2 separate regions of the Homo sapiens genome follow, and region 1 is linked to region 2. A link is a contact called in ENCODE Hi-C or POLR2A ChIA-PET data. All regions are on one chromosome and are shown on one strand. The core of a region is the stretch at or near the end of the contact, and the rest is flanking DNA. Distances in the headings are between cores, read along the strand shown.

The links. A loop is a pair of places that touch in the nucleus more often than their neighbours do. ChIA-PET counts read pairs that join two places held with the same protein, here RNA polymerase II (POLR2A). Pooled maps may share reads with other maps.
Region 1: a map of B cell shows a loop between it and region 2 (2.9-fold over the local background). The contact joins two enhancer-like sites. A Hi-C loop is called at or near these places in 2 of 168 maps with a recorded cell type or tissue (B cell and HCT116), 7 of 37 single-sample maps with no recorded cell type and 4 of 50 pooled maps. POLR2A ChIA-PET finds 5 or more read pairs at or near these places in 4 of 52 experiments (A673, GM12878, HepG2 and 1 more).

Annotation. Positions count from the first base shown.
Region 1 is chr11:73,044,325-73,049,651 of GRCh38, reverse strand. All of the region lies in intron 3 of FCHSD2 (FCH and double SH3 domains 2), which reads left to right. Among named protein-coding and RNA genes, the nearest start is that of FCHSD2, 95 kb to the left of the region's middle. Within about 2 kb of position 1,516, at least 3 of the 41 ENCODE cell types and tissues checked have a DNase peak (open chromatin) inside an H3K27ac peak, as active enhancers do; they include B cell and GM12878, where a contact is called at or near this core.
Region 2 is chr11:73,001,592-73,006,653 of GRCh38, reverse strand. The region is part of intron 4 of FCHSD2 (FCH and double SH3 domains 2); the gene reads left to right. Among named protein-coding and RNA genes, the nearest start is that of FCHSD2, 140 kb to the left of the region's middle. Within about 2 kb of position 3,318, at least 2 of the 41 ENCODE cell types and tissues checked have a DNase peak (open chromatin) inside an H3K27ac peak, as active enhancers do; they include B cell and GM12878, where a contact is called at or near this core.

The sequences.
Region 1 (5,327 bases), core at 267-2,766, 45 kb before region 2:
TTGTGCAGGTTAGTTACATATGTATACATGTGCCATGCTGGTGCGCTGCACCCACTAACGTGTCATCTAGCATTAGGTATATCTCCCAATGCTATCCCTCCCCCCTCCCCCGACCCCACCACAGTCCCCAGAGTGTGATAAAAACAATTTTTATACTTCTTATCTCTTTCTAGTAGTCTACATCCCATTCCCAGTCTTTCCAATCATAAAAATTTGTAGTTTATTTAGTTCACACTTGAACGTCCTATGAAACTGTTTTAAACCTTTTACCTATCTTGTTTCTTGTCATTATTCTTAAGCCATTGATACAGAAATCAGAACCAAATTTAATATTGTTGTGGGTATGAGACAGTTTCTGTCATGTTTTAATTTTTTCCTTAAAGTTTTACTATGTACTTCATATATACTGGGCACTCAACTGTGTTATTATTACTTTAAATATGTGCTAAGTGGCATTATTTTTTAAACAGTGATATCACATTAAAGGTTCTTAATGAGCTCAAACTCAAAAACCACTACGTCTTTTTACATATCTTGCTATTAAATCAGATCTTCACCATCCTACGCTGAACCCATGGCAGGACTTTTTACTCCTTTGAGATTCTATTGTATTAGGTTTATTCCACTGTGTCAGTATGTTGAGAAGTTTTAGCATCTTGATTCTGTTATTTAAATATTTACTGTTCTTCATAGCTCTTTGTCATGTGAGAATTTGATAGCAATGAGTTACTCGATCAACATCTTGCTATGTTTGTGTGGTCGTTATTGAATCCAAGTGAAATTGTTCTGGGAATTTTTCTTAGAGTTTATGGTAGATTGAATTATTGCTCAGCAAATATTCATTCCCCACCCTTTCTCTTGAGGTGAACTATACATACATCCCTGTCTTACTGATTTTAGACTTGGTCATACGGCTTGCTTGGACTAGTAGAATGGAGATGGAATTGACTGTAAAGCCATTTCTAAAATGAGGCTTTAAGAGGCATGGCAAGTTATTTCCAGCTTTTTCGTACTTCCGGCACTTACTGTAAGAAGAACTTGCCCCAGGTAACTACTTCAGATGGGGTCCCAGAATGAAAGATATGTGAAGGATACCTGAACTTGACCCTGCAACCTGAAGCAGAGATGCTCTAGCCAACCTGCAGATTCATGAGCAGAAGTTAGCATTTATTGTTTTAATCCATTTCCACTTTTTGAGTTGTTACAGAGTATTGATTCAGCAATAGCTGGTCCATACACAGCTAACCAAGCCATTCTGTTTTGCAGGAATTATCTCTGAAATGCCTAGTACCTGTAAATAACAAGCCAGTACTAGACTATCATGAACCTTGGCTTAAGGGAGATCAGAGGTAACTTTTGGGTCCCATATGTGTGTCGGTACATGGCATGAGCTGAGGGATGCCGCTGAAGAAAGGAACTACAGTTGGCTAAACAGGATATACAGAAATATCCTGCTGCTCTAGCTATGCCTCAAATGCTTTGGGTCAGATTTTTACTTTTTGCAGTTTGATATGCTAACATTGTCAAGTTTTTCTATTACTTTCTGTTCTGTTTTCTTGTTCCTCCTGTATTTTTTTTTTAACTTCCTGCCTTTTTAGAAATAACTCATGTTTTCACAGTATGTACTACTTAAAGAAACAATATAGAATAAGACCATTAGAGTTCTAATTATGGCTCCACCATTTGTTAACATAATCACTCTACATAAATTACTTAAGCCATTTCCCCCTCTGCATATTGGGATTAATAAATAACTCACAGTTGTTGCTAAGCTTAAATGAGATAACAAAGTCATTAGCTCACCATCATTTGTATATACAGTCATTAGCAAATATTTACTGAGTAAATTCTGAGGGATACAGTGCTTTGCACATTATAAAAAAGTCAATACATTTTATAGCATTTTGATAGTCCTAGACCTAGAAAGTACTTGTTGGGGTCACATTGATGCCAAATGAAAGGAAAAGAGAAGGGGGTTCTAATCCCATTTCTGAAAGAAAGAGCATAAATATTTGCCGTTAGAAATCATGGAACAGTTTTTAGATGTGTTTTATGTTATTTGATAGGTTAATACTTTATTTCAGGATTTCTTTTTGCATTATCCTTGGCAGTGGCTAGGTACTGTCAATGACCAGTATTTTTTGTTCTATCTGGGGATGTGAATCCAAAACAAAGGATAGAATTGCTTGTGCTCTGTTTTTCTCTCAGTTAATTTTTTCAAAATATAATCCCAAGTACAAATCATGCTTTTGAGTATTATAGGGGATCATATTTTTTTCTTATAACCTTGAATAAGATGCAGTAAAAACAGTGAAGCTGACCACTTTTCTTCCCTATCATTTAGGTATGTAGCTTCTACCAGATATTTTGACATCCTGTTTCATAAGAATCTTTTTCTTTAATTAAAAAAAAAATGGTAGTTTTAACAATTCAAATAATATGGGTGGTACATGAAATATTTGCCTTTTTTTTTCAAATTTACAGTCATGTTTGGTATAAATCTTTTCCTTTTATGTGTACTCATTTAATATGTAGTTTTTCCTTTATAAAAAAGTAGAATTATATTCACATTTATTCTGCATCTTGTCTTTTATATTTAATAGTATTTTTTATCATTGATAAAAATATCATTGATATTTTCCCAAAGTGAATACAGAAAGACCTCATTTTATTGACAGCATCATAGTTCGTATTGTGGATATAAATTATTTAACATCCACATATTTTGATCTACATCCTATTGATTTAAGTTGTTTAAAGCAATACTGTGACTGGGCATGGTAGCTTACGATTGTAATCTCAAGATTTTGGGAGGCAGAGGTAGGAGGATCGTTTTTGGCCAGGAGTTCAAGACCAGCCTGGGCAACATGGTGAAATCCCTGTCTTAATCAATCAATCAATAAACAAACAAATACACATACTACAATAAATGTACTTATTTATCTTGTTATACTTGTGCTTTTATTTTAGCAGTTCTGAAAATGGCTTCCTTGTAAGCGAAGTCTATCTATATTTAAAATTTTAATAGATATTAGTAGGTAAAAACATTTTTAAAAACTTGATTACTAATAAAAATTTAAAATGCTACACCAATTTATATTTCTACCAATAATTTATAGTAATGTGGTGCATCCTATCTTACCAGGAGTGGATGCTGCCAGTCATTAAATTTTTGCCATCCTGGGCCAAAAATGATATCTAATTTTGTTTCCTTTCTATGAAAATTGGTATTCAGACATATTCCAATGTTTGTAGCTATTTACAATGCATTCTTGCTGTATTGGCCATTCATATCTTTTTTATTATTAATTGTTTTCTTTTTAAAATCAGTTCATAAGGCTTTTCAAAAATTCTTACAGAGGCTGGGGATGGTGGCTTGCACCTGTAATCCCAGTGCTTTGGGAGGCCAAGGTGGGAGAATTGCTTGAGCACAGGAATTCGATTGTAGCCTGGGCAAGATGGCAAGACCCCTGTCTTTACAAAACATTAAAAAATCAGCATGGCATCATGGTGTGTGTCTTTAGTCCCAGCTACTTCAGAGGCTGAGGCCACAGTATCCCTTGAGTCCAGTAATTCGAAGTGGCAGTGAGCTATGATCCTGCCACTGCACTTCAGCCTAGGTGACAAAATGAGACCCTGTCTCTAAAAAAAAAAAAAAAAAAATTACTGAAATTATTGTAGAAATATAAGCAAGAGATGTTTTTTGCTTTCCTTCCATTTTTTTTTCTTTTATTATTATACTTTAAGTTTTAGGGTACATGTGCACATTGTGCAGGTTAGTTACATATGTATACATGTGCCATGCTGGTGGCTGCACCCACTAACTCATCATCTAGCATTAGGTATATCTCCCAATGCTATCCCTCCCCGCTCCCCCCACCCCACAACAGTCCCCAGAGTGTGATGTTCCCCTTCCTGTGTCCATGTGATCTCATTGTTCAGTTCCCACCTATGAGTGAGAATATGCGGTGTTTGGTTTTTTGTTCTTGCGATAGTTTACTGAGAATGATGATTTCCAATTTCATCCATGTCCCTACAAAGGACATGAACTCATCATTTTTTATGGCTGCATAGTATTCCATGGTGTATATGTGCCACATTTTCTTAATCCATTCTATCATTGTTGGACATCTGGGTTGGTTCCAAGTCTCTGCTATGGTGAATAGTGCCACAATAAACATACGTGTGCATGTGTCTTTATAGCAGCATGATTTATAGTCCTTTGGGTATATACCCAGTAATGGGATGGCTGGGTCAAATGGTATTTCTAGTTCTAGATCCCTGAGGAATCGCCACACTGACTTCCACAATGGTTGAACTAGTTTACAGTCCCACCAACAGTGTAAAAGTGTTCCTATTTCTCCACATCCTCTCCAGCACCTGTTGTTTCCTGACTTTTTAATGATCGCCATTCTAACTGGTGTGAGATGGTATCTCATTGTGGTTTTAATTTGCATTTCTCTGATGGCCAGTGATGATGAGCATTTTTTCATGTGTTTTTTGGCTGCATAAATGTCTTCTTTTGAGAAGTGTCTGTTCATGACCTTTGCCCACTTTTACCCCATTCTTTTTTTTTTTTTTTGAGATGGAGTCTTGCTCTGTCGCCCAGGCTGGAGTGCAGTGGAGCGATCTCGGCTCACTGCAACCTCCGCCTCCCAGGTTCAAGTGATTCTCTTGCCTCAGCCTGCTGAGTAACCAGGATTACAGGCACGTGTCACCACACCCGGCTAATTTTTTGTATTTTTAGTAGAGATGGGGTTTCACTGTGTTAGTCAGGATGGTCTCGATCTCCTGACCTCGTGATCCACCTGCCTCGGCCTCCCAAAGTACTGGGATTACAGGCGTGAGCCACTGTGCCCAGCCCCATCCTTAGTGTTAGATGATTTTTATATAACATGCTAGAATGTTAAATTATTGCATGTACTATGTGCACTGTTTTCTATATAGTATTTACCCAGCATTTGCCTAATTTTAATGTTGTATCTAGCACATGTATGCTTAATCTCTTAAGGACAGAGTTTGAATTCTATTATTGTAGATTAATAGAATTAAGATTTATGAGTGACTTTTTTAAGGGACTGGGGTCTCACTCTGTCACCCAGGCTGGAGTGCAATGGCATGATCATAGCTCGCTGCAGCCTCAAACTCCTGGGCACAAGTGATCTCACTTCAGCCTCCTGAGTAGCTAGGACTATAGGTGTGTGCCACCATGCCCATCTAATTTTTAAATTTTGTGTAGAGATAGAGGGCCTCACTGTGTTGCCCAGGCTGGTCTCAAACTCCTGGGCTCAAGCGATACTCCTACCTTGGCTTCCCAAAGCATTGGG
Region 2 (5,062 bases), core at 2,069-4,568:
GCAATTGCTGTAATGTGCAGAGCACAGGTGTTGGGGGACAAGGCAGAAGCAGAGAGGGCAGGTAGGAGACTGTTGCAGTAATCTAGGCATAAGGTGAGGGTGGCTCAAAGCGGGGTAGTCACAGTGGAGGAGACTGGCAGTAATTAAATTCCATGGTATTTTTTAAGTCTAGCAAACAGGATTTCTTGATGGAGCAGATATGATAGACAAATGAGGAATCAATGATGATTCCAGGGCTTTGGGTTTGAGCCAACTACTAGAAGGTTTGAGTTGCTGTCAGTGAGATGGAATAGATAGATTGCCAGAACAGATTTTAGGGAAATCAAGAATTTAGTTTTGTACATGTTAGGTGTAAAGGTGCCTACTAAATATCCAAGTTGGATATGTTGAACAGGCAGTTAGGGTTTAGGGAAGGTGTCTGGGCAGGAATTAAAAATTCAGGAATTGGGCTGAGAGTAGTGGTTCATGTATGTAATCCCAGAACTTTAGGAGGCTAAGGCAGGAGGATGGCTCAAAGCCAGGAGTTCAAGATGCAGATTAAGCAACAAAGTGAGATACTATTTTTATTTAAAAAAAAAAATAGCCACATGCAGTGGCTCATGCCTGTAGGCCCAGTTACTTGGGAGGCTGAGGCGGGAGGACCACTTGAGTCCAGGGGTTCGAGGCTGTAGTAAGCTGTGATCATGCCATGCACTCCAGCCTGAGCAACAGAACAAGACCCTGCCTCTTTAAAAAAAAAAAAAAAAAAAAAGTTTAGGAATAGTCAGGATATTGATACTCTTTAAAGCCATGAGACCGGATGGCTTTAAAACCATCTGTAGAATGAGATCATCTAAAGAGTGAATGTAGGCCTGGTGCAGTGGCTCACACCTGAAATTCTAGCACTTTGGAGGCTGAGGTAGGAGGATTGCTTGAGCCCAGGCGTTTGAGGCTACAGTCAGCTATGACTGTGCCACTGCACTACCACCTGAGTGGCAGAGCAAGACCTTATCTCAAAAAAGAAATAATAAAAATAAAATAAAAATTTAAAAACAATTTTCAACAGAGTGAATGTAGTTAGAGAAGAGAAGAAGCCTGGGGTCTGACTTGAGGGCACTCCAGTATTTATGGGACAGTGAGATGAAGCGGAACCGGCAAAGGAGACTAAAGAATGGCTGGTGAGGTGGGAGTAGACCAAGGGAGAGTGATGTCCTGGAAGCCAAGTGAAGAAAACATTTCAAGAAGGATAAACTAGGTCAGTGTTGCTGATAGGTCGAGTAATAGAATCAAGACTTGAACTATTTGGACTAGCCATAGGAAGATCTTTGATGACTTTGGCAAGCAATTTCAGAAGAGTGGTAGACACTAAAGTCTGATTTGGATAGAATTGAGAGACCCAGATGAGAGAAAGTAGAAACAGTAATTTTAGACAATTCTTTCAAGGAGTTTTTCTATAAAAGAGAGCAGACATTAGGGTGGCAGCTGGTGAGAAATGGAGGTTTGATGGAGATTTTTCAAATGGAGATATTATAGCATGTTTGCTCATAAGAATGCTCCAGTAGAGATGGAAAAACTGACATTGTAGATTTTTGAATTGATATTCTTGAGTGAGAGGTTGTGTAACATAGTGTAAATGTGAGGAGTTGGCCTTCAGAGCACAGGTAGTTCGTGCAAGTAATAGGAGGATTGGCATAATGTATGGGTGCAGAGACAAGGAGTTTGGCAAATGTGGTGGGAACATGTGGACATTGCCTTCTGATAGTGCCACTGTTGGCTGAAAGTGTGGTCGTATTAGAGGTTTGAGAAGAGAGAACTTGGGAAATAATTGTGTAGAAGGGTGGGTGAAGAATGGATTAAGGAAATGTAGTACCCTTGCTGGGTAGCACTAAGGGGTTACTAGCATTTATTTGACATCAATTTAAAATGCTACCAGGCAACGTAATTATCTTTTTCTCCAGCCACATTCTGCCATATACTTTGATGTGATGTAAACAGTTTTAGATTTAACCAAGGTAGGAGCTTGTAGGTTATAAAGGTGGAAAGAGAAAGAGGCAAGGGTAAAAAGGGCATACATAAGGGAGTGATTATAAGGATAGACCATGAAACCTAAGCTGGGTAATGAACTGAAAAGGGAGATTATGAGAGGGGCAAGAGACAATGGAAAGGGGGTAGGACCAAATGGATTGTGGGTTCTTATAGGACTGAGTAACTGTTAGAGTCAGAATTCTAAAGGGTTTGAGTAGAATCAGGAGGTGTTAGTCAGAAATCAGAAGATTGAACTTGGGATGGGAGCAAAGCAGTAGTTATTAGTAATGGCAGAATCTAGGTTATGACCATGGAGGTGCTATTTCCTGGTGAGTAGCCTTAGAAAAATTTCACAACCTTCTGAGCCTCAATTTTCTCCTCTGTAAAATGGGAATAATACCTATCTTACAGAATTACGATGAGGATTAAATGATATGATAAATGTAAAATACATAACGTAGTACTTACCATGTGATATGTAGAATGGCAAAGTACCGTATATGCTTGATATCCTTTTTTTTTTTTTTTTTTTTTTTTTTTGGAGTTGGAGTCTTACTCTCTTGCCCAGGCCGGAGTGCAGTGGCACTATCTCGGCTCACTGCAACCTCCGCCTTCCAGTTCAAGCGAGTCTCCTGCCTCAGTCTCCTGAGTAGCTGGTGGGGTTACAGGTGCCAGCCACAACGCCTGGCTAATTTTTGTATTTTCAGTAGAGACGGGATTTCACCGTGTTGGCCAGGCTGGTCACGAACTCCTGACCTCAGGCAGTCTGCCCACCTTGGCCTCCCAGAGTGCTGGGATTACAGGCTTGAGCCACCACGCTGGCTGATACTTTTCTTATCCTTCACAATTGCTTCATATGAAACCTGGTGAAATAAAATTTTTACGCCTGTAATCCCAGCACTTTGGGAGGCCGAGGCGGGCGGATCACGAGGTCAGGAGATCGAGACCATCCCGGCTAAAACGGTGAAACCCCGTCTCTACTAAAAATACAAAAAATTAGCCGGGCGTAGTGGCGGGCGCCTGTAGTCCCAGCTACTTGGGAGGCTGAGGCAGGAGAATGGCGTGAACCCGGGAGGTGGAGCTTGCAGTGAGCCGAGATCCCGCCACTGCACTCCAGCCTGGGCGACAGAGCAAGACTCCGTCTCAAAAAAAAAAAAAAAATCACTCTATGACCTATGATTATTTTTCCTTAATTGGAATGAAAAACACCACTACCATTGGGAGTACCACTATTATGTTAACAAGAAGTGCTTCTATTTGTTACAATTCTGCTGCTGTTACTATGTATTCATTTAAAAGAATCTGTGTATCATGAATTTTCATATCATTTGCATTTAATTTTTAAAATAGCCCTGTGAGGTAAGTGGTGCAGGTATTTTTGTTATTTCTCCATTTGCCAGTTGAGGAAATGAAAGTATAGTGAAGTGTGCTACTTATGATTATTTTGTTAAAACTAGAACTTGAACTTAGGTCTTCTGACTGGTGACTGAATTCTGTGCTTTTCATGGTATATCAGTGTTCAGGATATGTTTCCCTGCTATAAATCTGCTAAACTCTAAAGGTCTCTTTTTAAACTATCTTTTTAATGAAAGGATTTGTCTTTTTATTGTACAGTCTTCATAGTTAATACATTCATCCATTCATTTATTTACTCCTTCAACATATATTATTGTAACCATTCTTTATTTGCTAGGTCCTTGCAATAGCAAGACATACACCCCTGCCTTCATGGAGCTTTCACTATAGTGAGAGGGACAGATGTTAATAAACAATTACATTAAAATATTTATAATTAAAAGAAAAGTGCTGGAACCAAGAACAACTAACAAAGAATAACTTGATTGAGTTTGGGGGTTGGCTTGGTGGTGACGGTGAAAGACTTCCCAAAGGAAGTTACATTTAAACTGAGACTGGAAGGGCAAACAGCTATTAACTAGGAGAAGGGATAAAGAGAAGAGGGTGTTACACTGAGAGAAGAACATGGATGAAGGGTATCTCCCTTCCTCTCTTTCTTCCTATCACAATTTATAATGGTTCTTTTTCATTTTTTTTATTATTTTAAAATGTATTTTAAGTATAAATTAATAGTTACAAATCATAGTACTGAATTTTTCTCTCAGTACATTCTTCAAGAAAATCAATTGTTGGGACTGCTTAGGAGGGAGAGCCTGTGGTGAGTTTACATTGCAAGTTCCATTGGTTGTCATGCAGTGAGGCCATGGAGAGCATTCGTTTTGCTGCTCTTAACTTCATCAGTGCTTTTATGCTGACAGTTTTTGCTGGTGCAACACATTGAATCTTTCCAAAGGAATAGTGATACACCTCTGCCTAAATAATGACTATTTCCATCTAAACCGATTCATCTGGTATATTACATGAACAAATTTGTAAGACTCCATGGTTGAAAACCATAGTTTATCAAGTTTTTTCCTTTACTTCTAACTAAGATAGGGACCCAGGCAATTTTTCTTTTTCTTGCTTCTACACTGTCATCTGTTGACCACAGTGAGCATTCTGTATAGCATTTAGTCCCACATGTTGCTGTGGTTGAAAATCGATATGGATTTCCCACAAAAGGGAAATCTCAGGAGATGAATATTATAATCTATCAGAATTTCACTTTAAGGACTCATTTTAAAAAATAAAGCATTGCCATTGTTATAAATTATCGATTGTGTTTATAAATAGTGTAGGAGCATGCTAGAATTGACTAAGGCATTTAGCAAGTAGGAAAGAAGGTTGAAGAGGAAGTTGGCTAGAAAAAGCAAAGGATTAATAATTCTTTGACTTGACTGAGATTGCTGAGCACATTTATCAAGCAAAGGTGATGGCACTTGCTTGGAATGAATCCAAAGCACAGTGTGATGCTAAGCATTGTTGTAACAGGGAGACAGATGTAGAGCCACACTATTATAGATTTCTTTTGTCAGACAAAATAGACTTTGCAAGCACATCAACAGTTGTTCATGATATATTTTTCCAGCCGCGTCAGTTTATATAAGAGTAAAATGATGTCGTTGAAAGACAATGTACTATATATACAGGTACCCAATCTTCG